Linked DNA regions of Mus musculus: region 2 is linked to region 1. The links are chromatin loops, found by intact Hi-C in ENCODE. Cell type or tissue: heart. All regions are shown on one strand. Each heading gives the region's core, and the rest is flanking DNA. Links, peaks and the distances in the headings are about the cores only.

Region 1 (15,495 bases), core at 3,450-11,449:
GAAAGAAATAGGGAAGAAAATCAAGAAAAACAATAGCTAAGGGAAGGATTTTAATAAGGGTATAAATCAATCAAATGATGGGGGAAATTACAGTTGACAGACTCTTGAAAGTCATTAATTACTTCTGATAATTACCTCTCTTAAAACGGAACTCATCCTGACACTAGGAAACATCCCTGTGTTCACAAAAAATTCCTCCAAGGGCTGGCCTTTCAAAGTAGTATACATAATGCCTTATTTTAGAACCCGAGATAAACTGGTGAATTTGGATGAGAGTGACCTTTGCTCTATTTCTAAGGGTTTAATAAAATAAAGACGTGTTTCATTCAAACGGAATTTATCCAATCATGCTCCCAAAGCGTCTAGGTATGCATGCGGCTCTCCTGGAAATCGCTTACGATCTTGATGAGTCCAGAGTTATTTCTCTGCAGTGGCTCACTAGCTAAGGCATGCCTGGAATGATGGACCTTCCTGTCCCTGCGGTAGACACCAGTGGACGCGTCATAGAGACACACCGCTGAATTATAACCCAAAGCATTTCCCACAGCTCTTATGTACGAGTGGAGCTGTAACACTGAAGCACTACCAAGCACAGGAGCTTACAAAAGCTAAACTTAGAGATGGAACAGCACAAAAGACACGAGTCGGCCAGCATCTATCTGCACGTTTATTTCGGAATGATATGGTGCCTCCTGGAGGACTACACGGAGATCTCCCCCTCACCCCCGCCCCGAGACAGGGTTTCTCTGTGTAGCCCTGGCTGTCCTCGAACTCAGAAATCTGCCTGCCTCTGCCTCCCAAGTTACACAGAGATCTTTGATTTGGGATAATTCTGAGTATCTGCTTTCTGATAAACCCAAGTTTACCTCTGTAAGAATAGTCCTAGAGAACATGTGTCTTAGTTAGGGTTTTACTGCTGTGAACAGACACCATGGCCAAGGCAACTCCTACAAGGACAACATTTAATTGGGGCTGGCTTACAGGGTCAGAAGTTCAGTCTGTTATCATCAAGGCAGGAGCATGACATCTTCCAGGCAGGCATGGTGTAAAAGGAGCTGAGAGTTCTACATCTGGTTCCAAAGGCAAAGAGGAGAAGACTGGCTTCCAGGCAGCTAGGATGAGGGTCTTAAAGCCAGTGACACACCTATTCCTACAAGGCCTCACCTCCTAATAGTGCCACTTCCTGGGCCAAGCATATACAAACCACCACAATAGATTTTAAGTAACATTTTTGAATGATGATTTTTATCACGTTTAATTTACTTTGTGTGCATGTAGGTTGTAGGGTATATGTGTGCATGCACGCATGCATACATATGTGCATGAGTGTATCTATGTGTGCTCACAAGTGTCATAGCACAGATGTGGAAGTCAGAAGACAGTGTATATAACAGTGTATAGAACACCCCCCCAAACAAACAAAACACAAACAAACAAACAAAAAAACCAAACCAAACAATAACAATGACAAAAAAATGATTGCAGAGACCAGCAGTAAAAATAGACATGGAGGTGTGGCCACACACCTACAGCAGGGGAACCATAAGCCTGGGCTCAGCATAAGCCACCCAGTGATAACTGTCTCAAATAAAATCCAAAACATTTGTACAATACACACAAGGTTTTAAGTTCAGTTCCTAGAACAGTAAAACAAACAAAAAGAAAAGAAACAACAGAAAGGGTAAACAAACAACTGACTGGGTATTCTGGGAACCCTCAGAGAATGACTCATGTCATGAGATGTCAGGGTGAGCTATGAACACGGGCCATCAAGAAAACCAGCCCTTCTGAAACCCAAGAGGCCATGCGTAAGGCTGGTGCACAAACTCAAGCTTAGATCTGCTAGGCACCCAACCCACAGACCTGTCTTATCCTCCACGGCTCTAGCCCATTCCATGTGGCTAATCTCTCTCTCTCTGTCTCTCTGTCTCTCTCTCTGTCTCTCTCTCTGTCTCTCTCTGTGTGTGTGTGTGTGTGTGTGTGTGTGTGTGTGTGTGTGTGTGTTGGAGGTGAGTGAGCATGAGGTGGAGGTTGGAGGACAATTTGTTGAGCCAGTTCTCCCCTTATATGTACATGGGTTCTGGGATTTGGACTCCAGTTGCCAGGCTTGTATTGGAAGCACCACCTTCACTACTGAGTCACCCTGCCAGCCCCACAGTAAGCAGCCCTGAATTAAAAACAAGGCACAACTGTGTCCACAGCATCTCTCACATATAAAGATATACATGCTTATAAATGCGTTTCTTATATAAATACCATACAGAGGGGGAGGGAGGAGAGGCTGTCCATAGCAGCTGACGCTGTGCACATTACCTGAGAAGATCTGTACTCAGACAGGAATTCATTCTGTCACAGTGTGACAGGGCACACTGCTCACACAGCACACTAGCATCCACTTCTGAGGGTAGAGACACATGGCGGTGAGAAATGAACACTAATTCTTTGACTTAAAGGTAGGATGACTGGGAGGACACATGATGTGCATCTATGCACACACACACACACACACACACACACACACACACACACACACAGATACCCACCACACAAAAGCAAGAGAATCTTCTTCTAGAAAATATTTTAATAAATTAATACCAAAGTGGCTGGGGATATAGCTCGGTGGGAAAGTACTTCCCCCAGAAAGTGCAAGGCCCTGAAGTCCAAGCTTCCACAATACAGACTTGTGTGCATATGCGCCCATGCACACACACATACACACACACTCATATAAACATACTCACAACTCATACACATATACACTCATGCACATACACTCATGTACACACACATGTACACACAATTACACACACATTCATACATACTCATGTACACACACAATCACATACATACTCATATACACCCTTGCACACATACAGACTTATATACACATACATCCTACACACAATCACACAATACACTCATGTGCACATACTCATACACACTCACTCACACTCAGAAACTTGTACTAAATGTAGAAATACGGAAATAAGAGTGGCGAGGCAGAAAACATGCAGAAGAGATTCTACACTTCACATGTCTGTCGGCTCATCTGTCTGACACACCAGTCTTCATTCCAAATCCACACACTGGCAGTAAGAGCCGAGATCTCTCTGAGGCTCCGGATTCTGACCTGTATGCAGCAATGGCTGAAGCTATGGGGTAGGTCTAGATGGGTATGAGACAAAATACAAACAAAACCCTCATTTCCTTCCAGGTTTGACTTTTTAACAAAAATAGTTCCTCGCTCTTGTGGAGGAGACCACTCCAATGGGATAGGGCTGTGGCTCAGTGGCAATGCACTTGCTCAGTATGCTCTGGGTCCTGGGTTCAATCCCCAACATTACAAGTAATATAATTTAACACAGGTCACCACATTCCACTTTGAAACCATTCTCCCTCTCTGCCATGAGAGTAAGAGAATCCCTGGGCTTCCCCCACACGCTTCAGCAACCTTGGTGCTTTGTGCAAATGTTATGTTTCAGTCTAACATAGGGAAGCAGGGCCAAGGGGCTACAGGAAGTCAAGTCTGATTCCCAGTGCCCTCTCTAAAGACAAGGCTACATGTCTTGATCTCTCCCCCTCCCCCGTTCAGCTGGCTGGAAACAAGAAGAGCAGGTACAACTTCAGAGGCCATGCATGGGGGAAGCCCACTGGGATTATCCGGCTAGCCCTCGGCTACTCACATCTGTCCTATGGAAAGGAAATAAACGACCAACTTATTCAACCACCCTATATGGAGTCTCTTTGTTACAGGAGCCTAACACCCCCATAATTAATTAAAAAAAATCTGTGACTATTAAAAAAGTACTTACTGGGACAGGTGGTGGTGGCGCATGCCTTTAATACCAGCACTTGGGAGGCAGAGGCAGGTGGATTTCTGAGTTTGAGGCTAGCCTGGTCTACAGAGTGAGTTCCAGGATAGCCAAGACTACACAGAGAAACCCTGTCTCAAAAAAAAAAAAAAGTACTTATTAAGAAAAAGCATTTAGAAATAAGATCTGGACAGACTTTTTTCCTTATCTACATAGCTAGTATTTTCTCTAACACCATCAAAGGTCTTAGAGTGGAGGATACAGAACAGGAATTTACATGAATAAATAACTGACAAGTTATAAGAGCAAATTAATATACTATAAAGTCACATTAAAATCAAGTATGATAGTAACTCTAACAAAGTTAACAGTAAACCCGTGAGAGGCAAAATACACTGGACAGTTGAGGCGATGATGATTCAACTCAGGCCACTGCAATAAAACACCCAATAATGAGAGCTGTCTTGAGCAAAGGAGGGGGCCTGGCCTCATAAAGACTGCATCTCATGGGAACCAGGAGAATGGAGAGATGGGTTTTAGAACATTCAAGAGTCCAGTGGTTTGCTGTAGTTCCTCAGACCCCCAGAGAGTGGTGAGGGGTAAACTTCTGGAAAATTTAAGGATACAGGGATATTTTCCAGGAGTCAGGCACCGGAAAACAGTGGAGAGAAAAGGATAGAGACGGGAGAATGGATGTTTGTTTGATTTTTCAGGTTGGACAGCTAACACACTAAAGTAGAGAGAGACTTGGGTGGAGCTAACATGACTATTCAAAGTGAACTAGAGAAAGACCCACAAACTAGTCAACATGTGCCCGATGAGATGCTCAGGGAGACACAGGCAAGAGCAGACCCAGGGTCATCAGCATCCAGAGGACATGGCAGAACTGGGCAAAGGAGGGCTATGGAAGGAGTTAGAGAAGGCGCTCGGAAGGGGCCAGTCGGAAGGGGCCATCATGAAACCCAGGAACTGGCTCCAGACACATACGGCAGGATGTGCAGGTGAGAGCCCACTGACAGCAAGCTACACTTCGAGGCTTCGCAACAAACGAAACCTGGCTCAGGCAGGTCAGGCCCAAACCCAAACTTGAATATTTGCTTCTTCCAACTCACCTGGATGGAAAAGCCTAGCTTGGGCTGCAGCAAGGAGTGGAAGGCAAAAGCCACACTTTTAGGCAAGGGAAGGAGTTAGGTGGGAGAAGCTGACAGAAGCTGAGAAAGGGCAGAGGCATCAAATTATACACACAAACACATTCTGACTGGGGGTGTGCACAAGCGCGCGCACGCGCACACACACACACACACACACACACTCACACTCACAGTTTGTTTAACCTTCACACCTTTACGAAGGGATAAAGATGAGAGAATTCCTACCCCTGTGAAAGTTCCCTTTCCAGTGTTTGTTTTCCCTTTACTACCCGGGCAAACATTAACTTTGCTAACCACCATCTCGCTCACCCAATCGTAAAACCTTAAAGGGTCCTTCTCTGTAGTCGAAGGGGGGAGAAAAGGGTGAGTTGTAATTCCCACCTCTCCTCCCCAACACACACACACACACACACACACACACACACACACACACACACACACACAGAGGAGCAGCTCTGTGAATATCTTATAATGCAGACAGGGTCAGGCTCTCCCACCAGGCCAAAGTCTCTGGGAAGGCTAAACATCCAGAGAACTCAAGTTAGATCTCACTGGAAGGAAGAAAGCATGAAAGGAAATGTTTGCTCTTTCTAAGGGGAGTGTCAGCAACAGTGGCCGGATTTACTCTATGTCCTTGGTCACAGTGGGGTCGGGGGTGGGGGAATGAGGCAGATAGACTGCAGGCATCTTCACAGGGCAATCTTCAATTGTTAGCCCCCTCCCCCCAAACCACTCCCCTCCACCTCTAAGGGAGCCAAGAGTCTCATTTAGAACTTGGCATACTTAGGACTTTCTTTTAAGTCTGCTTTGCAAAATAACATTTCCTAAATTAGTGTTTCTCCAAAGACGAACCACGAGAGCCCATACACGTTCTCTGCTGCTTAGGGAATGGAAAAGAAAATGAGGTATTAAGAGAAAATATTTCTACCTGTTGCTTTTAGTTACGGGGCCACTGGTTCCGCAAGCAATCCTTTACCAGGCTGCAACTATCACCTCTGCCCCAAGGCTCCTTGCTGTCCTCAGTGCTATATGAGGAGTCGGTGCCGCTTAAGTGACTCAGGTTGGGAATTCGCTAATGTCACAATCACCGGCAGAAGAAAAAGCAGGCCTGAGTTTGCACAAGCACATGGAGAGACAGGGAGGCACAGACGTCAATTACAGGCCTCCCCTGGATGCTGTCATCGACCAACCTCAGCAAGCTTCCTGCCCCATCAGATCTGACTTAATTGCTTTTCATTCCTGCTGTGGAAAAGCAGACACTGAGCTGGCTCCTGCCGTCCCAGGCAGCAATATGGCAGACTCTCGCACACCCCTGTATACTGCAAAGAAGCACAGCCAGGTTTTAAGGAAATACTAAGAAGCAGGTTGATAGTATTTTTCCATTGGTTTAAAAATAAAGCATTCGATGCTTTGAAGGAAAAAAAAAAGTGTCTCAGAATTATGGAACAGGAAGCAGCAGCTGGACAGAGCAGCCTTCATTTCCTCTGAGAGCCACCGAGGAACTCTCCATTGAGACAAAAGCAATGCTGAGGTTAGCCCTATTCTACCCCACAACAGGGTGCCAGAGCTGGATGCAATGTGGCTGGTCACATCAAAAATTACTGCACACCGTCACTCCTGCAGCTTCAGGGCCCCAGCATGAAGCTGCCCGTCCTCCCCCTACAGTCTGCCTCCTGCTCACTCTGGAGGCATCAGGAGCCAGGCTTCCGGCAGTAGCCTGGAACACACTGAAGCCTAGCCTGATTTCCAAGCTTCTTGCTGCTACCCAGGGTTACAGCTGAGGCTCTCAATCTCACTGTACCTCAGTTCTCTCCTCTGTGAAATGGCAGTGAGGTCACCTACTTCACAGAGTAATAAAGTCACACTGAAATAACAGACTAGAATAACAGTAATATACACTCTTAATACTACAGGGGCTTCCTAGTTTCAATACTTCCACAAATGATATCATTTCATTTGAGCCTTAACTGATACACAGGATGGGGAGTAACGGTGCAGCATCACCACCACCATCATCACCACCACTACCATCATCACCACCACCACTACCACCATCATTATCACCACCACCATCATCATCACCACCACCACTACCATCATCACCACCACCACTACCATCATCATCACCACCACTACTACCACCATCATCACCACCACCATCATCATCACCACCATCATCACCATCATCATCATCACCACCACCACCACCACCATCATCATCACCACCATCATCACCATCATCATCATCACCACCACCACCACCACTACCATCATCACCACCACCACTACCATCATCATTACCACCACTACTACCACCATCATCACCACCACCACCACCACCACCACCACCGTGGTCAGAAAACTGTGTCCCAACTCCTCAGCAAGAGTCCAAGTCAGAGGCTGGGAGGTGATTCTGAGAGTAAAACTGCTTGGAGTAAGTGAAGAGATCTAAAGTCAATTTTCCCAGCACCCATGTAAAACGCTGGGTCTGATGTCAGACAAGACTGTAATCCCAGTGGGATGGAGTAAAGATGGGGTTCCTTGGGGCTTACAGTACTAACATAGCTGGAGATTCAGTGATGGACGCCATTTCAAGAAAATAACATAGAGAACAACAGAGCAGGACACTCCGTATCTTTCTCTGGTTTTACATGTAGGCATGCACACACACACACACAAAGGTAGGCATGCACATACAGATATACATACATACACATATACGCAGGAAGGCATGTACATTCTCTCCCTCCCTCTCTCTCTCTCTCTTTCTCTCTCTCTCTCTCTCTCTCTCTCTGTCTCTCTCTCTCTCTCCTACACCCACACCCACACAGAGAGGCAGCCGGCATGCACACACAACTTCAAGCCATCTGAAATGCATCTGGCAAGACTTGAGTGCCAGGTATGGGGTGGCAAATTATGAAAGTCACTTATACTTCAGCCTGCACTCTGGGCAAGTCCCTTCACCTCTTGGGCAACATGACTCATCCACTGTCACCAGCACAGGGCTAGTGTCAGACAAAAATAGATTAGACCTGGTTCCAGCTCTTGAAGAACTGGGTTGGAGGCAAGGGTCGGGGATGGAAAGACATGACATATAAACAAATTAATTACAAAACAGTATGCACTCAAAATACAGAGTCTGAGGAAAACACCGTGGGACTCGGGACAGGAAATGACTAACTCTGGGGAACTCAGGGAAGAATTACTTTAATTTGTAAACTGGGAAAAGAAGGGAAGTGGACTACATGAACGTTTGTCTTGGGCTCAAGAGAAGGTCTGCAGTCACCCGCCCTGTGCAGTTCCTACCGCTTGCCTGCTTGTAAATGGCGGGTAACCCACGTAAAACAGCACAGATACCACGTGAAAAGTGTGTGGAGGTGGGATCGTGTCTACCCAACAAGCTAAACACCAGAACCTCAACGGGCAAGTATAACTGCTAGCTGAGTGAACGAGGGTGCTTGGTCTCTGTCTGCGCCTGTTCCCATGATTATGGGATGGTAAGAAGGCCAGCCATGATAATAATCCCAGCAGTAACAGCCACCTGCCTCAGAGGGTCAACAGAAGATGCCCCGCGTCCAGAGGTGCACAGAGACCCGTTCTCTGCACACTGTTGACTGGTGAACGCCTGTGAGGCAGGAATAGCGCTACTGTTCTGACTGGTAATGTGGCAGACTGCTGCTGGCTTAGTGTGTCCAGGATCCGGGTTGATTCTTGGCACCAGAAAGTGTTGGGTGATGCACCCTTGTAATCAATCCCAAGGCTTAGGAAAGAGAGACGGGAGGACCAGGCATTCAAGGAAATCTTCAACTAAAGAAAAAGCTCGAGTTATCCGATCAAGAGATCCCTTAAACACACACACACAAAACAATAAAAAATAAAATTACGACTCTCTTTCTGCCATCTTCCCTCGCCGCCACCATGGTGCGAATGAATGTTCTGGCGGATGCTTTCAAGAGCATCAACAACGCTGAGAAGAGAGGCAAACGCCAGGTCCTCATCTGGCCATGTTCTAAAGTCATCGTTCGGTTCTTAACCGTGATGATGAAGCACGGATACATTGGTGAATTCGAGATCAATGATGATCACAGAGCTGGGAAGATTGTTGTGAACCTCACAGGAAGGTTGAACAAGTGTGGCGTTATAAGCCCTAGATTTGATGTTCAACTCAAAGGCCTAGAGAAATGGCAGAACAACCTGCTCCCTTCACGTCAGTTTGGCTTCATTGTGCTGACAACCTCGGCTGGCATTATGGACCATGAAGAGGCAAGACGAAAACATACAGGAGGGAAAATCCTGGGATTCTTTTTTTAAATGTAAAGCATAAATAAAAGCCTTTGTGGACTGTAAAAAAAAAATAATAATAAAATAAAATTACTACTTCTTTGCTTGATAGTCAGAAAACATGCCTTTAAGTCTTCAAGTTGTGTGCTAAGGTTCCATATTTTATTTTATTTTATTTTATTTTATTTTATTTTATATTTTTAGAACAGATGGTTCGTTTAGTTGGTAATGGCATCAAGTCAGGTGTTTTATGTACACTGACACAGAACTCTTTCCAGTTGTAAATATAAAGTACGTGTGGATATAGGTTCAAGGTAATGGGATTAAAAAATCGTATTTTAGAAGATGATATGATTTTAAATAGATCCTTCAGGAATTCTGAATAGTTTGTAATTACAGAAAAGCAAAACCAAAAGGGAAAATACTGTCCCAATCTCACTGAAACTCTTGCTACGATGTTTCAGATTATCTTTAAATTTTGGTTTACAATACTTCAAAATTAAATCCCTCTTTATACCACTGAAGAGGCAAGCAAGTTTGGCCACTCAATCAAAGTAAAGGCAGTTAAATAAAATTATTTTCATTAGCATCTTTTCTGTGTATGAGAGCTTTGCCTGTATGCATGTATGTTTATCACACATGTGCAGGGGCCAGATATCACATGTGTACAGGGGTCAGAAGCGGTTATGTGGGCAACAGGCTCATGTGAGCTACCACATGCATGCTGGGATCTAAACCCAGGTCCTCTCCAGCCAGAGCAGCCGTCTCTCTAGACCCAGTGATTTCCATGTTTCTCTCACTGCACTCACAATGAGAATTATTTGGACTGTTATCAAAATGTCATTATGATATGGTAATTGTCAGGTGAAACAGGTTGTATCCAGATCAAATTAAACTTCTATAAATCAAACTGGATGTTTTAATTGGCAACATTAGCAGCACTCAACAGACCAAAAGATTCTGTATTTAATATTTAATGTATTAAACATCATTCACCCATTGGCTTTAAACCAAAATCCACACTTCCCGACTCTAGGGGCCTGTGGTTTTTTCTTGGTCAATAATACTTAGGTTCAAACATCAAAATCCATCACTAAAAGCCGGTGCTGAGAAATGACTTACCAGAACTCTAAAGGAATCAAGAGGTGGGGGAGGGGGGAGGAATTTAGTATACTCTTATTATATTTTAGAAAGAAGTTTTTTTTTTTAAAAATTCAACAGTTTTGTTATTCTTCTTAATGCTTTATAAATCTGTCCACAGGAAATGAAGCAAATTAATTCAAGCTATGATTTATTATAATTTACATGTTTCTTGGTCAGGGCATTTGCAAGTTATATGCAGTGGTGCACACCTGGGACCCCAGCACTCGGGGAAACTGACACAGGAGGATCCTGATTTCAACTGCAACCTTGGCTACACGGGGAGAGGCACCATCTCAAAGACAAAACAAGACAATAATATAAAAACTGGGCATGTGGGGAAAGCTCATTATTCAGCCCTCACGAGGCAGATACTGGAAGACTGCCCATGAGTTCGAGGCCAGCCTGCTCTACAGAACTGTTTCCAGGCCAACCTGGGCTACATAGTCAAGACTCTATCTCAAACAAACAAACAAACAAACAGCAAAAACTAAGTAAATAAATTCGTGATTGCTTGGTGGATAATCTTTTTAGTATACACGTACACCAAGACTTTATAGAGACCTGTGTGAAGTCTGGCAGCCACACCATCCCACTTATAACCAGCACAGTGGTAACACAATTATGGATTGGAGATGTTAGTCTAGGATGGTGCGCAACACTAAACGAACCAATGCAAATCATAAAGTCTGTAGGGAACATAATCTATGCTCAGCAAAACAGATGAAAACGATTCCTTCAGTCTGTCTACCCTGCGCTTATGTTACATTTAACAATCTGTTGTACTTGGTGTTCTTAGACTCCCTATGAGCCACACACGAATCCAGTCCCAAGGTGTCCTGAGTGTCCTGCCCTTTGTAATTAAATGTTAGATGATGCAGGTCGGTCATCCATTTAAGGGAGACTTTGAAAAGCCGAAAGCCAACCAACAGCCCTTGTACGGTACCTCTAAATGACAACACAGGTCATTTAGGAGAAGACAAACTCAAAAGCTGACCTGTCTCCCTAAGATTCTTACGGGGAGGACCTACCCATGACCCAACATCAATTTCCAGCAGCAGGAAGAGGGTGGAGTCCCAGCATAATTCTTGTCCTGATCATACACTGCTGCTGGGCCCAGGCAAGGTCGCCACATGTCTCCAAGCCTCAGATCCCTCATGTGTGGAGAAGCAGCCTGGATAGATGGACCTGTAGGCACCTTCATGGCTCAAACTGTTAAAATTTAGTTTCTACTTAGAAATCCAAACTCCAGTGTGTCCTAGCAAAGCCTTCCGTCCCACCGAAAGGTTGAGTGAACAGGGCTGCCTCCGAGTTTTCGTACCACATCACCTGCAGTTCACTGGTGTGAACACACTAGGATATAACTGTTGTTCACTCAACGAACTGAGCCACTTCAGAGGAGAGAACGTGTCTTACTGGTCTCTGCATATTTAATTATCTGTTTCTGGCTGATTTGGATACAAGACGCATGATCAATGGCTATAAAATAAATTCTCTGAATTACGGTGTCAAAAATTCATTGGGCATTTCCCTTTGTTGGGTGAAATGGGGGCTGGTACTATATTCTAAGGATTTACCAACATTCTCATGAAACATTTTTAAGTTAAATGACAGGGGTCTCCTGTGGATGATAGAGGTTAATGAAAAATTTGTATATTCTAAGTAGCAAGTCCACATGAATGACACAGAAACAACCTGTTCCCGGTGTGTAAGGTCCCAGGACCTCTGGTGAACCACTACTCTGTGACTCACCTGGGAGAGCTGTCACCTATCACTCACTCCCTCTGCTCCTCTGTATGTGGGCACAAATCCCACCACGGTCATTTTTTTTATTAGGTATTTTCCTCATTTACATTTCTAATGCTATCCCAAAAGTTCCCCATACCCTCCCCCCCTCCCACTTCTTGGCCCTGGCATTCCCCTGTACTGAAGCATATAAAGTTTGCACGACCAATGGGCCTCTCTTTCCACTGATGGCCGGCTAGGCCATCTTCTGATACATATGCAGTTAGAGACACGAGCTCCGGGGGGTATTGGTTAGTTCATATTTTTGTTCCACCTACAGGGTTGCAGATCCCTTTAGCTCCTTGGATACTTTCTCTAGCTCCTCCATTGGGGGCCCTGTGATCCATCCAATAGCTGACTATGAGCATCTACTTCTGTGTTTGCTAGGCCCCGGCATAGTCTCACAAGAGACAGCTATATCTGGGTCCTTTCAGCAAAATCTTGCTAGTGTAACACCACCACGGTCATTTTTAACAATTCAACTGTTCAGAAGAGTGAGCTCAGTGGGGCAGAACCTGGAAAAAACTAAATCCCTTGGAGGGAGGGAGAGAGGCGGGTGGAAAGGTCTGGGGAAATCAGAAATGTTTTTAACAAAGCGGTGTAATTCAAGAAGGGAGTTACATGAGGCCGAGGCAAACAGGGAAGGGGTAAAGATGTCTTTGGCCTGAACATGTTTTGTTTTCAAGTTCTGAAACAAAGGCTTAAGCTGTACGTGTCTGCTCTTCTGTATTTATTCTTCTGGCTCAGTTCATCCCTGGCGATTAGGAACCAAAGTGGTAAAAAAAAAAAAAAAGCTGTTGCTGGCTCTCTGGCCTCAGAGCAGAGTGGCAGACAGGAAGGCTGGCACCTGCAGGATGGATGGGAGGCCTTGGAGACCCTTTGTGTTCCCAAGGCTAGGTCACGGCAGCCTTTCCACCTGAGCAGATGCTGGCAGGTTGGGCTGGAGGTGTGGGTTACTCACAGGGTGTTTCTTGTAACACAACACCCGAGTTCAGCCGAGCAGGGCTTCCCTCAAACCTGCTCCCTGTCCACTTGAACCCCCACAGATCTGCACAAAAGAGCTGTTGACAGGTAGAAGGCTCGGGCAGGAAAGGCTAAGCTGGAAGTCCTAGCCAGTTAGGCAGAACCGAGATGACTCAGCAGGCTGGGGCTTTGACCCTGAACTGGGGGGAGCTCTACCCAAGTGCCTGCTACAGATGCTTGTGCACAGACTGGTCTAAACCCAGAGCCCATCTGAAGACAGCAAGTAGCGCAACCTGGCACAATACACAGACAGGTTTTCCTCATGAGAGTCAGCCCTTGGTCCTGGGTAGCAAGCAGCTAGCTACCAAGGTTTGGCAGAGAACATCAGCCAAAAGCCCAGGCAGATACCCAGCCAGTGGCTGTCCTGTCAGACTGTGGTCCTGAGACAGGACTCGGATGCCAAGAACAGCGGAGGTGGGGGTGAGGGGTCTGTGTGGTTACACACAGTAACTTCCAAAGCTGAGCTGTCAGCAATGCCGGGCGGGCGTCATGAACTGGCCTGGGCGATGACAGCAGCTGATGTCTATGCTTTTCAGCAGCCGGGATGAGCTTGCTCCTGGCTGCCGGCCGCCATGCAATTTACTCTGCGTGTGTTTAATGTAAAATTCACCTCTGGGCTGCCGTGGTCACCTACAGATGCCCACCAGCAGAACAATCTAAGCCTTTTATGAAAAGCAATCTTTCCTCTCGTGGTTTAGTCACACAGGGATTAATTATTAAAAGGGGCTTGGAACATGGCAGTGTAAACATCCGGGGAGGAGAGGTCTGTGACTAGGAAGCTTCCAGCCCTGGCTGAATCTGCGAGCGGGACTTAACAGGGCTCTGCGCTCCCCTAGGAGAGAGACCTGAGGGGTATCCCTGAAGGAATCCACCGCTGCTTCTCTGCCCACTCTCTTCACTAACTAGGCAGGGCTATGGAGGCCCTCCCTGCCTGTGGACTTTGTGTTGCCTGAGGGTTGTAGGTGGCTCTCCCTGTTGGTAGCCTGCCAGTTTCTGCTGCCCCGCTGAGACAGGGAAAGAGTACTTAAGTCCACAAGGTCCAGTCTATAGGAAGTAGCATCAGTGTTTAAAATGGCCGGGGGGGGGGGGGGGGGAGTAGGGGATGTGGCTAACAATCAGCTGATCCTTGTCCTCATTGGTTCTGAATGTGGACTGGGGTTCATACCTCCTCTCTTCTATCTTTTTTACAGTTGATATTCAAGACAGATGTGCAAAACCATGGTGAAAGGGAAGCTTAATAATTTGCTTGGTCTTATTTGAGAGTGGATAGTTTACCACTCTCCACCAAATTCTTGGGAAGATAGTCAAAAAAACATCCAGGAAATGCTGTTATCTATCCATCCATCTACCCATCCATCTAAATGTGTATGAGTATTTCGTCTGCATGTGTATCTATGTACTAGGTACAGGACTATTACCTGCAGAGGTGAGGAGAAGCCATTCGCTTGCTTAGAACTCTGTTACTGACAGTTGTGAGCTATCACAAGGATGCTGAGACCTGAACCCATGTCCTCTGGAAAACCAAACCGCTCAAGACACCTCTCCAGCCCGTGAGTGATGAGTTCTTAACACAAATATCACCAACGATTTAGCACATGGACATGGGATTCTGATCCCACACAAAGTTTCTCCCTGATGTTTTATGTGCCACGGGAGGAGAGGATGTGAGGTAGGGGCTGCTGCTTTCTGAAGCAGAGAGGAATCTACAGGCATCGTGACACTCTCCACAAATTCTTCCTGTCTCACAACCTAACATTTCAAACTACCATTCCTTTAGAATGAGTTATTTAAAACTTCAATATATGAAAAAGGTAGCTATGGGTGGAAGATGACCCACAAGGCTAACAACAGTCAGTACAGTGCAGGTCATTATCTTATTTCAGCCTTAAACCCTGCAAGTTCCCTGTGACATCAGTGTGAAGGGAGAATTCGTCCTGCAACAGAAGTGTGCTGAGATGCACACACAGGTCTTCCAATAATAAAAACAAGTGCTTTCTATTTAAGTCACACTTCTAAGGTGTCACATCTGTCCTTGCCGTTCTGACATGCCAGGTCCCCCTTGGCCACTGCAGGGGTGGCAGATAAGGCCCAGGTAGCATGCCAGCAAGAACCAAACGAAATCACCTGAAGCCAGCATAGGTGTCAGATGATTTATGGGCTCGGGATGACGTGAAGGGCACTTCCTTGGTCTTCTCAGTGCTGCCTACACCCCCACCCCCACCCCCCCTTCTCTGAGGTCAGAAGAGTAACGGTTGTCTATGGCACAATGGCTCAGGAGACAAATACACCCTGCAAGGACAAAT
Region 2 (15,495 bases), core at 2,575-10,574, 100 kb after region 1:
GGGCTATGCAGGTCTTTCCATAGCTTCTTCATGCCCACCCCCTCGAAAATCAAACAAGCAAAACACTGTCCCTTGGTAGTTCCATGGCGCTCCCTAAAAGCTCCATCTATTTGCGCCCTGTTGCTCCCCTACAAAGCCTTCTGATGACTAACACAAGCCTGTGTGGTTTCCCCAGAGCAAATCCCTCATGGTTAGGGATTTCATAATCCAGAAGAGCTTCGTGTCACCTGTGAAGCGAGGAATCCCACTGTGCGCGCCTTCTTTTGGTTCAATTATATAAATAAGACCCCAGGGACCTCAACTGTTTACACACCTCGGTGCAGAGGAGAAATCTCTCCTCTGAGCCTTTGTCTTCTTTAAGAAAGATTCTGACACCTAAAACTACGAATGCACGCAAGCTTAATCAAACCACCTTCCCACGGCTGGGCAGTCTCATGCGCATCATTCAAACGTTGATCCATTCTGGTTTGACTCCTTCCTTTTCTGGCTGTCCAGAGAACTGACTCGAGGGTCTCTCACATGCTAGACAAGCATCGAGCTACACGGAGCTACAGCCCCAGCAATGTCGGACAATATCGTTTCCATATCTTATGCCATATGTTTACCAAATGCCCCTTCTAGAATTATCCCTGATCCCCAGAAGGTGCACACAGGTTCCCCCCCCCCCCCCCCCCCGTGGACCACAACAGAATCCAGACACAAGGAATTATACTATTTCAACAGATGTGATCACAGCAAGGGACAGAAAACAATGAACAACATAACATATATGGGCCATCAGATTTGGAATTTTGCTCGCTCTATACTATGGGATGACTAGCACACAATTTAGGGGCTGGGGATTTAGTTCGGCAGGTAGACAGTGCCTGTCTAGCATGCGCAAAGTTAAATCCTCAACACTGCATACATCAAGCACTGCGTTGCATGCCTGTAATTTACTAGAAGAATGGAAGCCAGCAGATCAGGAGTTCAAGGTCATCCTGGAGCTACATAATGAATTGAGACTTGAGACAGACCAGTCTGGAATACACGACTCTTTCTCAATCAATCAATCAATCAATCAATCAATCAATATTGCTGGGTAGATCCAAAATATTTGAAGGACCTGGCACTAAGTTTCCAGGATCTCTGACCTGTTTTCCTTTAAAGCACGCGTGCCCCTGAAAGCTCAGGGCTGGGACAGAGGTTTGGTTCCAAAACCCAGTAGTCTCTTCCTCCATGATGTAAAGCTGCCTGCAGTGCTCTGGGCAAAGAGCTTGAGTGGGAACCACGTTCAGACCGTCTACCTCCTCACAGGGCTCCACAGCAACTCCGATCTGGCAAGCTTCCAATCTGTGAAAAACAGCAGCAGCTCTCCTCCAGATGTCCGCACAGAATGACAAGAATCCCAGAGGAGGAAGTCGGCCTCTTGGAGGCCCGTGACAGTCCAACAGCAGCAAAATGGCAATGCAGCTGCACATGCTGAGAAAGCCCGAAGCCATGTGGACAAACTCCCATACGCCCCACACCAAAGGGTTAACCAACCTCGACAGCTCCCTCCATCCTAAGCACATGCCAATCTCAAAAGACTGGGAGCACCCCAAACCTGTGGGTCTCACTACAAAGGCCTGTTTTTTTTTTTCTCTGTCAGGATACAAGATGGAACCAAAATTCACGAAGGTTGATGAGGTAACAGAAAGTTTAACAACTCAAACTTCCCAAGAAGAAAAGAAAATGCTGTTCCGTGCATACGAATCCAGAAGCCCTGTAGCTCTGATTACCTATAACCCCAGTCTGCAGGGTGTCGCTTTTCAGAAAGGCAGTTGGGAGTTTAAGCCGTTTATGTGTATGTAGTAGGTCTCCCCAGCAAGCTCTCTGACTGTTCCTGGCTGGCCTCGCCTATCCCGATCACCACACTGAATTCAGGGCTCTTCGGGAGCTGGGCTGACAAGATGTGAAGGATTAGCATCCCCTGAAAGACTGACTAGAACTGGAGACTACATTGTGAAAGTTAATCAGGGGGAAGGAGACCTCATTCTATGAACTGGAACAACTCCAGGAACTCCTATGAAACCATGGGAGGGAGCCATGTTTAGATCCAAGAATAACCGAACGGTCCAAAGACGGCGGTCCTCCTCAGATGGGAGCTCCCCGTTCCTTGGGATATTTAAACTAGCTACTTATCAAGTGTAAGAATTTGCCAAAGAAGTCAGACTAATGGCTCTCGAAAACAGCAGTCGGGTGACATTCGCTCCCCTTACCTAAGCGTTACCCCGCCCACAAGCTTATTAATTACTTGCTCTCAAAACGATCTGTCTCCTGATCAGGATTTGTCCAGACCCTTGTCATTTCAAGCCTAAGCAGACATGCTCTCCTAAACAGACTTCCAGCCTTCTTGTTGTTATTCTTCACGAGTCTCGAACCACTGCCCTGTACTCAGAGATGTGATTTCACTTCTGAGAAGGCCACCCAACACTCCTGCTCACTGCTAACAGGAATCAATGTCAGCATTGGCACGACTTGTGCGTGCACGTGCGTGTGCCCACAGGAATGTGTATAGAAGCCACGTACTCTACCCCTCTCCACTTTGAGATTAGGGTCTCTTGTAGGACGCGAACTCACCATCTCAGCTTGGCTGGCCTGTGAGTCCGGGAATCCTCCTGTCTCCCTTTCCCCAACTCTGGGGCTATAAACGCGTGCCACACCCAGCTTTTCCCAAGGTGCTAGAGATCTGAACTTGCTTCCTCGTGCCTGTGTTGCAAGAGCTTAACCCACTAACTTTCCCCAAGCCCCGGGTTTGGCACTCCTGACACTGTAGACAAGTTCATTCCTTGGGCTAGGAGCACTGTCCTATGTGTTGAAGGCCTGTCTCCTGTTTTACATTAGTTACTTAGGGGGAAGGATATTTATGAAACAAGAGTCAGTCTCAAATTCCACTGTGTGTGTGGGTTCCAGGGATTACATACTCTTCCACGCTGCTCGATCTCCAGGGCCCCGAAGGCTGTTAAAATGGCATTTCTAACCACCAGAAGCCAGTGGCACCTGCCCCCAGGCTATGATAAGCACACATTCTCCACATATTGCCAACTGCCAGCTGAGGCAGAATGGTCCATTGGAGAACCTTGGGTTAAGGCAAACAATTAACCACACTAGTGACTCTTCGTAGTTAACCTTTCCTCTAACTAGTTAATAGGTTAGTATTTTCTAACCTATTTCCAGTAAGGCAAACCTATTGACTCCTTAAAGCCTCCACTAAAGTGTGTGTGTCCCTTGACTCCCTCCCTCCTTTGAGGCAACTCCACCCCTAACTACTGTCAAAAGTCTTCTCAGATCCCGACCTCTGCCCCGACACACATTTTCACCCTGCGCTATTGGACTCCTGAACTACTGTTTATCTGCCCTTGTGGTACAGAGATCCCTGCCCCCTTAAGATCACATAGTATCTACTTGGACCCTGCTCACTGCCACTACTATCTGGTTTATCTCAGGTCAGACGCACCACCTCCAGCGGTAAGAGAAATCCCTTCCAATGTCCACTTTAACAAGATATGTGGCTGTGTAAGGTGGGTCATGTCTGCAATCCCAGCACAAGGGGAGGTATAGAGAGGACAGCCTAGAGCTCTGGGCCATCCTGGGCTACAGTGTGAGACCTTCCCCCATGTCAAAAACAAAAGAACATACACGATCATACACACAAAGATCTGTCCAAACTTTAACCTCCTTATGGTCTGAGCCAATTTATGTACAACTTGCCCACAAATATCAGGAAAGTCCAATTTCTAAAACAAGAGTGCTCACAAAACAATTTAACTATTTGGACAAGCCAAACATTTTAATCCTAAAATTAGTTTAATTAATTAATTAATTTTAAAAATTAATTCTAAAATTAAATAAAGAAAAAGTTTTAAAATTTTTTTTTTAAAGTTCCAAAATCTCCATAAAATATAAAACTTAACTGGGGTGGGGGTAGGGGGGAAAGGCCACAGGTTGACTAAGAGTTTTCAACGCTTAGGCAAAGAAGGCTGTGGCCATGGCTCAATACTTGGTTGCATCAGACACACTCCACCCTCCCCCAGTGGGAAGTGGGGGAGGGAACGCCAGGTCACCTGAGGACAGCTCACAACTCTGACCTCTTAATCTATAAGGTTTCAATCAACAAAGTTTATACACCTTCAATAAAAACTAGAGGAATCTAAGATAGTATGTTCCTGTGGACAGAGCGGGAACTCTCCACCGCTGTGGAATCCCATCCAGCACTGTGGATTACTTCCGCGTGTATTTCCGGAGGGCTCCCTAAATTAGTGGCAGTCAACACTCTCAGGTTCTCGACCTCATTTTAATCTTCAATTCTTTTTCATGTCCAGACATTGGCTTTTAACTTCAGTTGGTGTCAGGACAGCTCTGACCCTGACCTTGCTGATAATATATATGCTGTGTTCTCGAGCTGGAAAAAACAGATGGTATCTGAAGACCTCACAGAGTAGTGATTCCCCCCCAACCCCAGGTCTTCATGACCCTCACCCTCTACCAGGCCCTGGAAACTTTGGGGAGGGGGGCCTGAATCATATTTTCCTCGGTTGTTTATTAAGTAAACAGCCCTTACCCTTACTGAGACCAGACTCCACGCTCTGCCGGGACTCTTTCCACACTCGAGCACTGAGCGAGTGTATTAGGTGCTCAGTGAACGCTGTGTGGGTGGGATTTTATTATTTAAATGGCCAGGGAAAGTTTCCGGATATCAGTGCTTCACGTCTATATCTCTTTCAAAAAAAAATAACAAAAACAAAAAAACTCACGTCTTCACAGCTGTCTTGACCAATACAAAATAAAAACTAAAAGAAAACTTTCAAAGTCACGGAGAAGGAAATTGTGGGAGGAAAGAAACCAAACAGGAGCCCCCAAAGTCTCAAGTCAGGGCTCCGGTTCGGCGAGGACGCCCAATACTTGGTCTCATCTCTTCGCCTTCTGCTCCCATTTCTTTACCCTGCTTTTTCTTTCCAGCAATCCTACCTCCCCACTCTCTGCCACGCACACCCCAGCTGCATGGGAACCGCGAGACCTTATACCCCAACCCTCTCCAGAGGGGACCTACCTCTCCTCCCCTCGACCCGAAGCAGTTCTCCTTCACTGCGGATGGCTTAAAAAAAAAAATCAAAGAACAACAACAAAAAAATCTCATTTCCTTATCTGTTAGGGATACCCCACATAAAGGGGGACAGAGACAGAGTGTCCCCCATCGACCCTCCAGTAACTGGAGGTGACAGTCCTCTGGGAAGGCACCCCAGTTCTCCTCTTTTTCAAGCCCCTAAACCAGAATCAAGCAGAAGTCCCGTTCCCAAGAGCCCACGCTTCCAAACAAGCTAGAAGCGGATTATACCGGTACCCAACCCGGAGATGGCCCGCGGCGCGCAGGGTGCACCTGCGGCCCCAGTGCCCTCCCCCCGGGCGCGGAGGGCGGGGCGCAGGGCTCCCCTCCCTTCCCCGCCCCAACCCGCGAGCACCCCGAGTGGCCCACCCGGAGCGGGACGGAGGCGGATGGGGAAGCGTTTCTGCAGAAGTTCAAGGGCTCCTCTCGCCGGCTCCGGGCCAACCAGGCCAGACACCAGACACCCACCTCCTGGAGGACTCGGAGCCACCGCGATAGGCAATCTCCGCCCCTGCGTTCGCGCGCACGGAGGCCGAGGCGGGAGCGCGGCAGCCGGCACCCGGCCCGCGCAGGGCCCAAAGCGAAACAATGTCCCAGCACGGGGTGGGGGGGCTTGGTCGCACTCCCCGCCCCAGGGTCCCGAAGCCCTCCGGAGTTCCCGATCGCAGCCCCGGGAGCAGCCGTGCTCCCCCGCGGCGCCGAGAGGCCGGACGTCTGCGCGCCCCGGGGCCGCTCCACCTGCGCCCTCCCGGCCAGGGTGGACCGACGCGCACCCACCTTCGCGGGCAGCCCGGGCCGCGCGTGCGGGAGCTTAGGCGGAGGCGGGAGGCGGCGGCATCACCTGCGGCGGGCGGCGGCTGCACCGGGACGCGCCCCGGAGGCGCGCGGCGCCCTGGACCCTGAGTCCGCGGCCCCGCCCGCGGCTGCCACCTCTAAGCGCGGCGGAGGAGCCGGGGCACCCCGGGCGGCGGCAGCGGCGGCGACGGGAGCAGCAGCACATGACTCTGTAACGAGGGGAATTAGACAAAGCGTAACATGGACTCCAGGCCCGTGCAGGCGCCGCAGCTCTGGGACCAACCGCAGCCTGCGAGCGCCGCGACTGGCCGGGTCGCAGCCAATGGGGCGGGCCCGGGCCTCCATGTGATTGCCTGCTCTGGGCCCGCGCACCCCGCCGCGCCTGCCTAGGGGGTCGGTCCGGCTGACCCGAGGGGCTGGGTGGCCGGGAGGTGACCGGGATTCTGGGCTGGCTGCTTGAAGCTCAGCAGGTGCACGAGGCGGAGAAGAATGGCCGCCGAACGTCGCCGGAGGCGCAGAGCTTATCTCTTTCAAGCGCACCTGGGCAGGGCATGGTGCCAGGCTGTCTGTTCCCTTGAAGCAACCGGGCTGGGCCGGGAAGCTTCGTCTGTGTTGCAGTTTCAGGAGGCTGTTCTGACCACTAAAAGCTGATCGTTGAGATTGGGAGAACGGGTGCGGGGTAGGCATTAAAAAGTCATCCAGTGCCTTCCAACTGGGAAAAAGCAATTACCTGGGATTCAGGGCTCGTGCACCTAACTTAATGTCTGCGCAAACAGATTTCTCTGCTAACAATGCCTTATCTCGTACGTTTTATTTTCAGCTGAATCGGGACCTCCCTGGTCCCAGTCGTTTAAGCCAAAAACGTCGTGCGTACGAAACAGGCACTTGGGAAGTTGTTCTAAAAAAAGTTTCCCAACTCGATAGCTTTCCGGTGTGTTTTTGTTGCCGTGCGGGTGAAGTTTCCTTAGTGTTCTTTTTTTTTTTTTTTCCTCTGTGGAGAGATGAGGGCCAGGACACCAAGTCAGTCAGGGTAATTATTTTAGTTCAATCAAAACAAACGATTCCTCCCCATACTTCAGTATCTCCTTTCATCTGAAACCTCACGCTTCTGGGAACTCATGCCCAAAAAGATGCCCTCCAGATTCATTTATCATCCAACGCTCTTAAAGAAGGCCAGGATCCTACAGAGAGAGGCAAAAAGGAAAATGTTTTTCTGGGCTCCCAGATGGTGACAGTGGCCCCTAAAAGGTAGAAGTAGGCCGCCCAGACATGGAAGAAGAGGCCAGGCCTTGAGGGCCAACACCCTCCCGCTGAGCAGCCCCAGGCAGTTTTAGATGGAACCTCAGCCTTTTGTTTGCTTCCCGGACCCTCCCGGACTGCAGCCTCTCCAATTCCCTACACCCTGCCAAGGAGGAAGTGCGTGGGCAGCCAGTGTGTGGCAGGTGATGTAATTACAGCCCTGGGTTTGCTGATCTAGGAGGTTAGAGGTTTTCATGCTCCTGACAACTAATGGTGGGACGGCTGGATGAAAAATGTCCTGCTGTTAAAATCAGTTTAGAAAAGTTTCTCCCTTTGCAGAACCACCACTTGCTTTTTCTATCATCTTTTTTTTTTTTCAAGCTGATTCTAGAGGTTTGTGGTTTTTTTATGGTTTTATTATTGGTATAAATTAAAAGGTAGGCCAGGCAGTGGTGGCTCACACCTTTAATCCCAGCATTTGTGAGGCAGAGGCAGGCGGATTTCTTGAGATCGAGGCCAGCTTGGTCTACAGAGTGAGTTCCAGGGCAGCCAGGGCTATACAGAGAAACCCTCTCTCGAAAAACCAACCAAACAAAATCTCAGCACTAGACTGGAGTCAGGAGAAGGATCAAGATTACCCTCAGCTACATAACCAGTTTGAGGCCAGCATGGGTGACATGAGGTCCTGTTTCAAAAAACACTCTCACCCAAGCCCCCCAACCCCCTCCAAATATTGGTATAAATAGAGAAAGCAAAGAACTGATCAGCCAGCCTGTGTGCACACCACAGAGAGAGAACACATTGTCACATGCTGAATGTGAGATCAAGTTTGACAAATTCTTCTGAAATACAATTTGGAAATTGTGTTTTCTTTTTGAGACCAGGTCCCCTGAAGGCCAGGCTGACCTTGAACTCCTGATTTCACCTCCAGCTCTTGCTGAAGTTGCAGGAAAGTGAGTCACCATGCCCAGCCAAAACGTGAGGAAAAAAAAAAGATTTAAAGATTGATATTTAATTATGTGCGTTGTGCAGTCTGTGTGTACTTTTACACAAGTGAAGCAAATGCCCCTGGAGGCCCGAGCTGTGAGCTGCCTGGTGTAGGTGCTGGGAATCAAACTCTGGTCCTCTGTGAGCAGGCACTGAGCCATCTCCTCAGACCCTCAATGTGGACACTTTTTGTTTTTTTTATGGTTTTTTTAGTTTTATTTATTATATCTAAGTACACTGTAACTGTCTTCAGATGCACCGGAAGAGGGCATCAGATGGTTATGAGCCACCATGTGGTTGCTGGGATTTGAACTCATGACCTGTAGAAGAGCAGTCAGTGCTCTTAGCCACTGAACCATCTCTCCAGCCCCATGTTTTTTGTTGTGTTTGAGACAGGTTAAACAGCACTGCCTGTCCTGGAATTCACAGAGATCTGCCTATCTCTGCCTCCCAGCTGCTGGGATTAACTTCATGTGAACATTTTTGAATGCACAACTCCACATCTAGGAATTTTTGCTTTCAGTACATATATGCAAAAGTTATATGTGTGAAAAGTATTTAACACGTGGCACCTGGAGACACAGCTTAATTGGTAGAGTGTTTAACTAGCATGCAGGAAGTTTGGGACTTGATCTCAAATACACAGTACTCCAGGTATGGTGGCACATGCCTGTACTTCTAGCATTTGTGTGGCAGAAAACTGGAGAATCAGAAATAGGAGGTCATTCTTGGCTATGCAACAAATTTGATGAAAGCCTAGGATACATGCAACATTGTCTCAGAGAGAGACTGTATAGTCATCATAAGCCTGCTGCTCCATGCACATCTTCCCCCTGTGTTTTAATTATAATTTGTCCTTACCTATACTATAGTATGCCTGCAGACTCTCAGTCCTACTGACCTTCTAACCAGAAAGGTGTCCTGCTCCTTAGAGGTGAGATTTTTACATTATTTTTCCATTATCAAGTAAAAAAAAAAAAAAACCTAACATGATAGGCCATAGACATACTAATGATCTATAAGCATATCTTTTTAATGTATGTGGAAATCAAACTTTACAGATTTGTCCCAGATATGCTGGAAAAACAACACCCCCACCCCCCCCCCGCCCCCGGGGAAAAAGGGCCGAATCTGGTTACACTTGGGTGTTCAGATGTAAACAGCATAGACCATGGCAGGAATGTGATTTATGACAGTGAGAAAATGTGTGGAAGGGCTTAGCCAGGAACCTAGAACATAGGTGTCATCTAGTATACATATTTCTACATAGCAGAAGTATGACAAAATGTCTGCCCTGTTGTGAGTCTTCTTACAGCACTGCTAATGTGCGAAGGAAACCACCGTGCAGACATAGAGATGCTACCATCACGCACTGTGAGCTTAGCCTCAGCCAATGGTAAAGCAAGACCTCATCCGGAGTGCCTGAGGTGGTTGCAGGTAGCCCATGCCGACCTGGAACTTCCGATGTAGCCAACGGTGGCCTTCGTCTTTTGATCCTCCCATACAAGTCTCCCTAGTGGCAGGACAGAAGGTCAGTGCCACCACTCCTTGCTTTATCTCCGCCTCTACTTGTTTGAGGTGGTTCTTCTTTCTTCTTATCTTCTCTTTAAGTGGATTTAAGCATCTCACTTCTTAGGTTTATATAAATAAACCCTTAGCCTTGCAGTAGGTGGCAAATCCGCTCCCATCTTCACAGCTGAGGACGGTTCAGAGATGGAGGCCAGAGTATGACGGGCGGAAAGGAAGCGGGCCTGGGTGGACCATGTTGGGTAACTTCCTATGATGTAACACGTTGCCAGACTGCTATAGTTAGAAAGAGTGTGTTGAAATTGAAACCAGAAAGACTAAGACATGTGTCTTAGCCAGAGAGAATGAGAAGTGGATTTGCACCCTTCTCAGAGGGATTCCAAGATTGGCAGGTTTCAGCCAGCCTATCAAGGTAAGCAGGCACTTTTTCTTTTCTTTTTTCTTTCATTTTGTTTTGTTTTGTTTTGTTTTTCGAGACATGGTTTCTCTGTGTAGCCCTGGCTGTTCTGGAACTCACTTTGTAGACCAGGCTGGCCTCGAACTCAGAAATCTGCCTGCCTCTGCCTCCCGAGTGCTGGGATTAAAGGCATGTGCCACCACGCCCGGCTCAAGCAGGCACTTTTTAAAAAAGATTTATTTATTATGTATACAGTATTTTGCCTTCACATATGCATGCCTGTGGATCAGAAGAGGGCACCAGATCTCATTATAGTTGGTCATGAGCCACCATGTGGTTGCTGGAAATTGGAAATTGAACTCAGGACCTCTGGAAGAGTAGCCATTGCTCTTAACCTCTGAGCCATCACTCCAGCCCAAACAGGCACTTCTTAAATTGTAGCCCAGAAGTAAATATACCATTTCAATAAATTAACGGGAAAACAACAAATCAAAAAACAACAAGTTCAGACACCTGCAGATCTGTCCATGCAGGCTCTGACTTCCTGCCTGCTACAATCCTAGCTAAAAAAAAAAAAAAAAAAAAAAAAAAAATGGTGGAGTGGTGGCAGAACTGGAGTGGAGAGGGGAAAAAGAGCAGAAAGGTGATCCTGGTCACAGATGTCCCCTGAGACTGGGTGGGATGTAGGGCAAGAGACTAGAGGGGCTTTCAGTAAGAATGGGCACTTGTGGGGCTGGTGAGATGGCTCAGTGGGTAAGAGCACCTGACTGCTCTTCCGAAGGTCCAGAGTTCAAATCCCAGCAACCACATGGTGGCTCACAACCATTTGTAATGAGATCTGACTCCCTCTTCTGGTGTGTCTGAAGACAGCTACAGTGTACTTACATATAATAAATAAATAAATCTAAAAAAAAAAAAAGAGTGGGCACTTGTGCATCAGTTCAGGGCATAAAAATTTTCCTCATGACATCCTCTACCCATTTCTCTTCTCGAATTTGCATCTGAATGCCTCAAGAGATTCTTTGTACCCAATCCTACCCATTTTTCTCTTGATTTTTTTTTCCCTGAAACTAGCGCAAACTTAAATGACCAGAACCTCGCATTTGGTTTCCCTTCAGAGCCTGTTCCTCCTCTGGGCTTTCTTACACTTCTCCTCAGTAAATGGTAAGTCGGCCCTCGGTGCTGCATGGACTGGATGCTCTGAAGGCATTCTTGACATTTTCTCTCACTGATATCTAAAGAGTCAGGAAATCTGTTAGTTCTTGTCATGGCTTGAATATGAAGAGTTCCACACAGGCTCATGCACTGAGGCCGTGGTCTGCAGCTGGTGACATTCTTCTGGGAGGCTTGTGGGGACTTTAACAGATGGGTCATTGTTGGAGGAAGTAGGTCACTGGGGGACATTCACTTGTGGAGTATCTTGGCTTCCTTACCGTCCCTCTACCCACCTCCAGCACCTGTGAGGTAAATAGCTATGTTCTACTATCCCATGATGCTCCTCTGTTCTCCTATCCCTGCTATCCCATGATGCTCTGTTCTACTATGCGTACTTTCCCATGATGCTCTGTTTCATCACCAGCCCACAGCAGTAGATCCACATGACCGTGGCGTGCATGTCTATAACCCTGAGCCAAAACAAATCTCTCCTCCTTCAAAATTCTCAGGTCCTTGTCACAGCAACAGATATTCTCTCCCCACCACCACACACATGGACACACACACACACACACACACACACACTCCTACCTCAGCCTTCTAACTAGTCTTTTGCTGTAAAGTAGCAACAGCACACTGAATGAATAATAGCCTCTCCCTGAGACTTTATCGCCTATAGGCATTTTAGCTCAGAACAAACCTCACTTTGTGCAGTGACACAATTGACAAAGCATTTCTCAGAGTGTCCGGCAGCACTTCCTCAGATACCCCACTGACCTCATGTACCATCCCTTGTTGTGTCAAAGTTTCCTCCTAGAAATACTCCCTCCTACCAGGAAGCCCCTTTAACCAGAAGGTAAACACTCAGAATAGCTTCTAGCAGTCCAGGGTCACTGGGCACCCCCCTCCCAACACAAGCAATAAAGAGTCCCGTCTCAGACCAGCCAAGATGCTGAGAAGACTCAGAGATCAGACCTGGAAGACTCGGAAACCAGCCCAGCCTCCTGGAAGAGGTTTAAACCAACCAAGTCACACGAGAAGGCCACTTGCCACCCAGCTGAGCTTCCTGCAGGCTCTACACTGGGCTCCAGATTCCCAGCTTCTGTGACCTGCCACTCATGCTGGGGTGGTCTTTGGTGATGCAGCTGCCTCTGAGTCATTTCTGCTTCTGTAGGTAATGCCTCATATTTCTGTGAGGACACCTCAATAAAACTTACTGCTTCACCAATGTGGACTTTGCTGGTGTCCTTACTGTGGTCTGTTAGCAACCTCCTATCTGGGATGAGTAGACATGTATGCACATCTCCCCAGGAATAGTGTCATGTGACACCTGGAACCTTTAGACTCAGACCAATTACATGTGGATCCCGTGTCCTTCTCCTGTTCAGAACTGGTGCATGAGGCTCTTCAGCCTCCATCATCACATGCACCAACTCCCACTCCATCATCACATGCACCAACTCCCATAATATACTCCCTCATGCTCTCATCTGTGTGTTTATATCATCTGTCTGTATTTGCCATCTCTTATCTTATGCACTACCTAATCTATACACATGTCTGTGACCCATTGTGTCTAGCTCTCTGGAAGACCCTAGTAGGGTCTTAAGGAGTTAAAGACATGGTCTTACCAAGGCCTTAAGGAGGAGCTAAAGAGGAGTCTAAACCACTCACACAGGAGAAAGGCCCAGAGACCCTTTTCCTGGAAGTCCGTCATAGCCTAGGATAGCCACCTGCATGATATTACAAAATAGGGATTTCATCTTTGGCCTCATGTCCTGTCGCACATCCCGCAGCTTTAGAATTCGTGGAAGCCACGGATTGTTGTTGGCTTTCATTCCTTCTGTGCCTGTGCTGAGATGTGAACTGACCACTGGTAGTTTTTAAGTAGCTTTCCAAACAGGAGCTGGTCACCTGGAAGAAAGAGGGCTGGAACTCCGGTCTTCATTTTCCCTGATGCCTGTGACTGAAGCTGGAGGTGACATACCCCCTAATGATCAATGACTGAACCACAAACGTGTGTGAATAGAGTCTCAAGCCACCCTCCACCCCAAAGAAATATTCAACTCTCAGATCAAGCCGGCATGGCTACAGAGGTCTAGAAGTTCTGACCCGGTACTTCCCTGCTCCACCTCATGAATCTCTGTTGTTACATGATTTTCTCCACAATGCACCACTAAGTACATTCCCAAGATCCACGAGTCCTGGCAAATTAAACTCAAGAGGGGATTATGGGGTCCCAGCCTGTAGATGCTCGATTAGAAGCATGGGCTACAACCTGAGACTCGATACTGGCATCTGAGGCAGCCTGGGGACTTGGCCCCCAACCTATGGAATCCTATGCTACTCTATAGATACTCTTTGGGGTGAGTTGAATGAGATCAACGATCCATGGGACCCACTACAGAATTTTTTGGGGAGGGGGGCTGGTAGGGGGATTCCCACACCCGTGAGGTCACATGACTCTTATGTGGACTGAGTAGGAATCTAGGGAAACAGAGTTTGGGTTCAGTGTTGCCCTGTGTTGGCTCTTGAAACTTGATCTACAGGACACACATTTTTAGTTCTTTTCTGCTCCCCACCCCTACCCCTGCCCCCAAGACAAAGACTTACAGATATCTGGCTGGCCTTGAACTCCCCACATGGACAAAAAGGACTTGTGATTGTGATCTTTCAGCCTCTTCTCCCCCAGTCCTGGGAGGTGTACCCTACCACATCTAGTTCACAAAGTTCTGGGGACCAAATCCAGGGTTTGGTGTGTGCTAGGCTAGCACTTTACCAACTGAGCTCCGTCCCTCTCCAGGCCCAGGGGTTTGTGTTGTTTTCTTGTTGCTTTAACTGTTTAATTAATCACCAAAAGTCTAAATACACTTTTTTGCCTTTTTCCGTTATGAGCCCTAGACGTGAGAGGCAACTCAGAAAAAAATATTACTACCCTAATCTCATCTACTCTCGAATAGTTGAAAGAGTTGTATATGGGCTGGAGAGATGGCTCAGTATTTAAGAGCAATGACTGTTCTTCCGAAGGTCCTGAGTTCAAATGCCAGCAACTACATGGTGGCTCACAACCATCCGTAATGGGATCTGGCGCCCTCTTCTGGTATGTCTGAGGACAACTACAGTGTACTTACATATAACAATAAATCTTTTTTAAAAAAGAAAAGAGTTGTATGCATCAGCCATTCGTACTTCATACACTCCATCAGAAAAGCTCTGTCTTCCAGGCACAAACTTTAAAACGGGTGCTGTCCCTCACAAATGTCTCCTTTATTTCTCAGCATTCTGAAAGTCATTTCTTTTAAGTGAGATGACCGGGCAGCCCTTCAGGCCCCTGTGGTGAGCACCCCCATCTTCTGCACAGGAATGCTCAGAATAGTGTGGATTCTGAAGACAAATCCTGCTGGCTGGCCGAGTTTTAATGCCAGCCTGGTTCTGGGAAGATGGGCTGTATATTCCAGCCTACCCTCCCCCTCTCGCTAGACCTCACACACACCACAAGCAGATACACACTATCTGAATATCACACACTGCAGTCAGCAACTTCAGGCCCCATTAAGGACGGGGATATGCCAATGGCAAGAGTGGCCAGAGGACTTTGAAATGATTGGCAGTCTAAGCATGAACAGCAACTGGGCTGTAGTGACTTACCCGGCAGGACCTGGATGGTACTTCAGCTGAAGTCCAGAGAACAAGTGCCCAAGCCATCCTGGCAAACAGCGCAGTTCATGACTTGGATCCTGAGGCACTCCGCTTTGACCAGGGTGAATTCCAGAGTTTGGGTGGATGGGGCCCTGTAGTGTTTATTGTCACAGTGTCTTACCCTTTGTAAGAGCACTTAAACTCTTTCTCTTGTTTGCTTTGTTGGTGATGTCAGGGGTGGTTTAGATATGTGAGGATCACGTGGTAAGTGAACAAAAGTCCGAGGTGCCAGTTGTCTCTTCCATTGGCCTCCTTCCATGCCTGCTGGTGGCTGACCAGCTGTGGAGATGAAGAATGGGAAGTGTGCAGGTGTGGGGTGCTTGAAGCTGCCTAGGGTGGCCACGAATTCCCAGTGCTAATTCCCAGTGCTGGGCTCTTCCCCCCTTCAGTTGCCATCTGAAGCTGGGACTGACTTCCCTGACTCCCTCACCTACATCTTGAGTTTCTTTTAGATTCACAATGAACCCCTGTGTGGCATGAGTGTGATGTGTGGAGGCCGCCACCCAAAAATAAACTATTGCACCGACGACAATGAGGGAGAAGGCTGCCTGAGTAGGCCTGCCAGCCAGCC

What was found. Peaks named below come from ENCODE experiments on the same cell type or tissue, not always from the same donor. Only the 100,000 strongest peaks of a DNase experiment are listed, where the experiment ranks them.
Region 2: a loop joins it to region 1, with 6 times the contacts of the local background. A loop is called at or near these places in 6 of 42 quality-filtered maps.

The regions. Positions count from the first base shown.
Region 1 is chr5:105,791,100-105,806,594 of GRCm38, reverse strand. All of the region lies in intron 2 of Lrrc8d (leucine rich repeat containing 8D), which reads right to left. It also overlaps the pseudogene Rps15a-ps5. Among named protein-coding and RNA genes, the nearest start is that of Zfp326, 78 kb to the left of the region's middle. In heart, for the core only: no CTCF peak of the experiment used is centred there; DNase peaks (open chromatin) are centred at 6,184 and 6,514; H3K27ac peaks cover 331 bases; H3K27me3 peaks cover 2,216 bases.
Region 2 is chr5:105,690,662-105,706,156 of GRCm38, reverse strand. It overlaps Gm42166, which reads left to right and starts at 1,441. Exons shown (of 2, transcript XM_017321263.2): 1 at 1,441-1,514; 2 at 5,294-9,128. The coding sequence starts at 1,441. The coding sequence ends at 6,269. Lrrc8d (leucine rich repeat containing 8D) reads right to left here and starts at 6,188. Exons shown (of 3, transcript NM_001122768.1): 1 at 5,903-6,188. In heart, for the core only: a CTCF peak has its summit at 6,232; DNase peaks (open chromatin) are centred at 5,566, 6,206, 6,816, 7,306 and 2 weaker places; H3K4me3 peaks cover 2,189 bases; H3K27ac peaks cover 1,785 bases; H3K27me3 peaks cover 3,365 bases.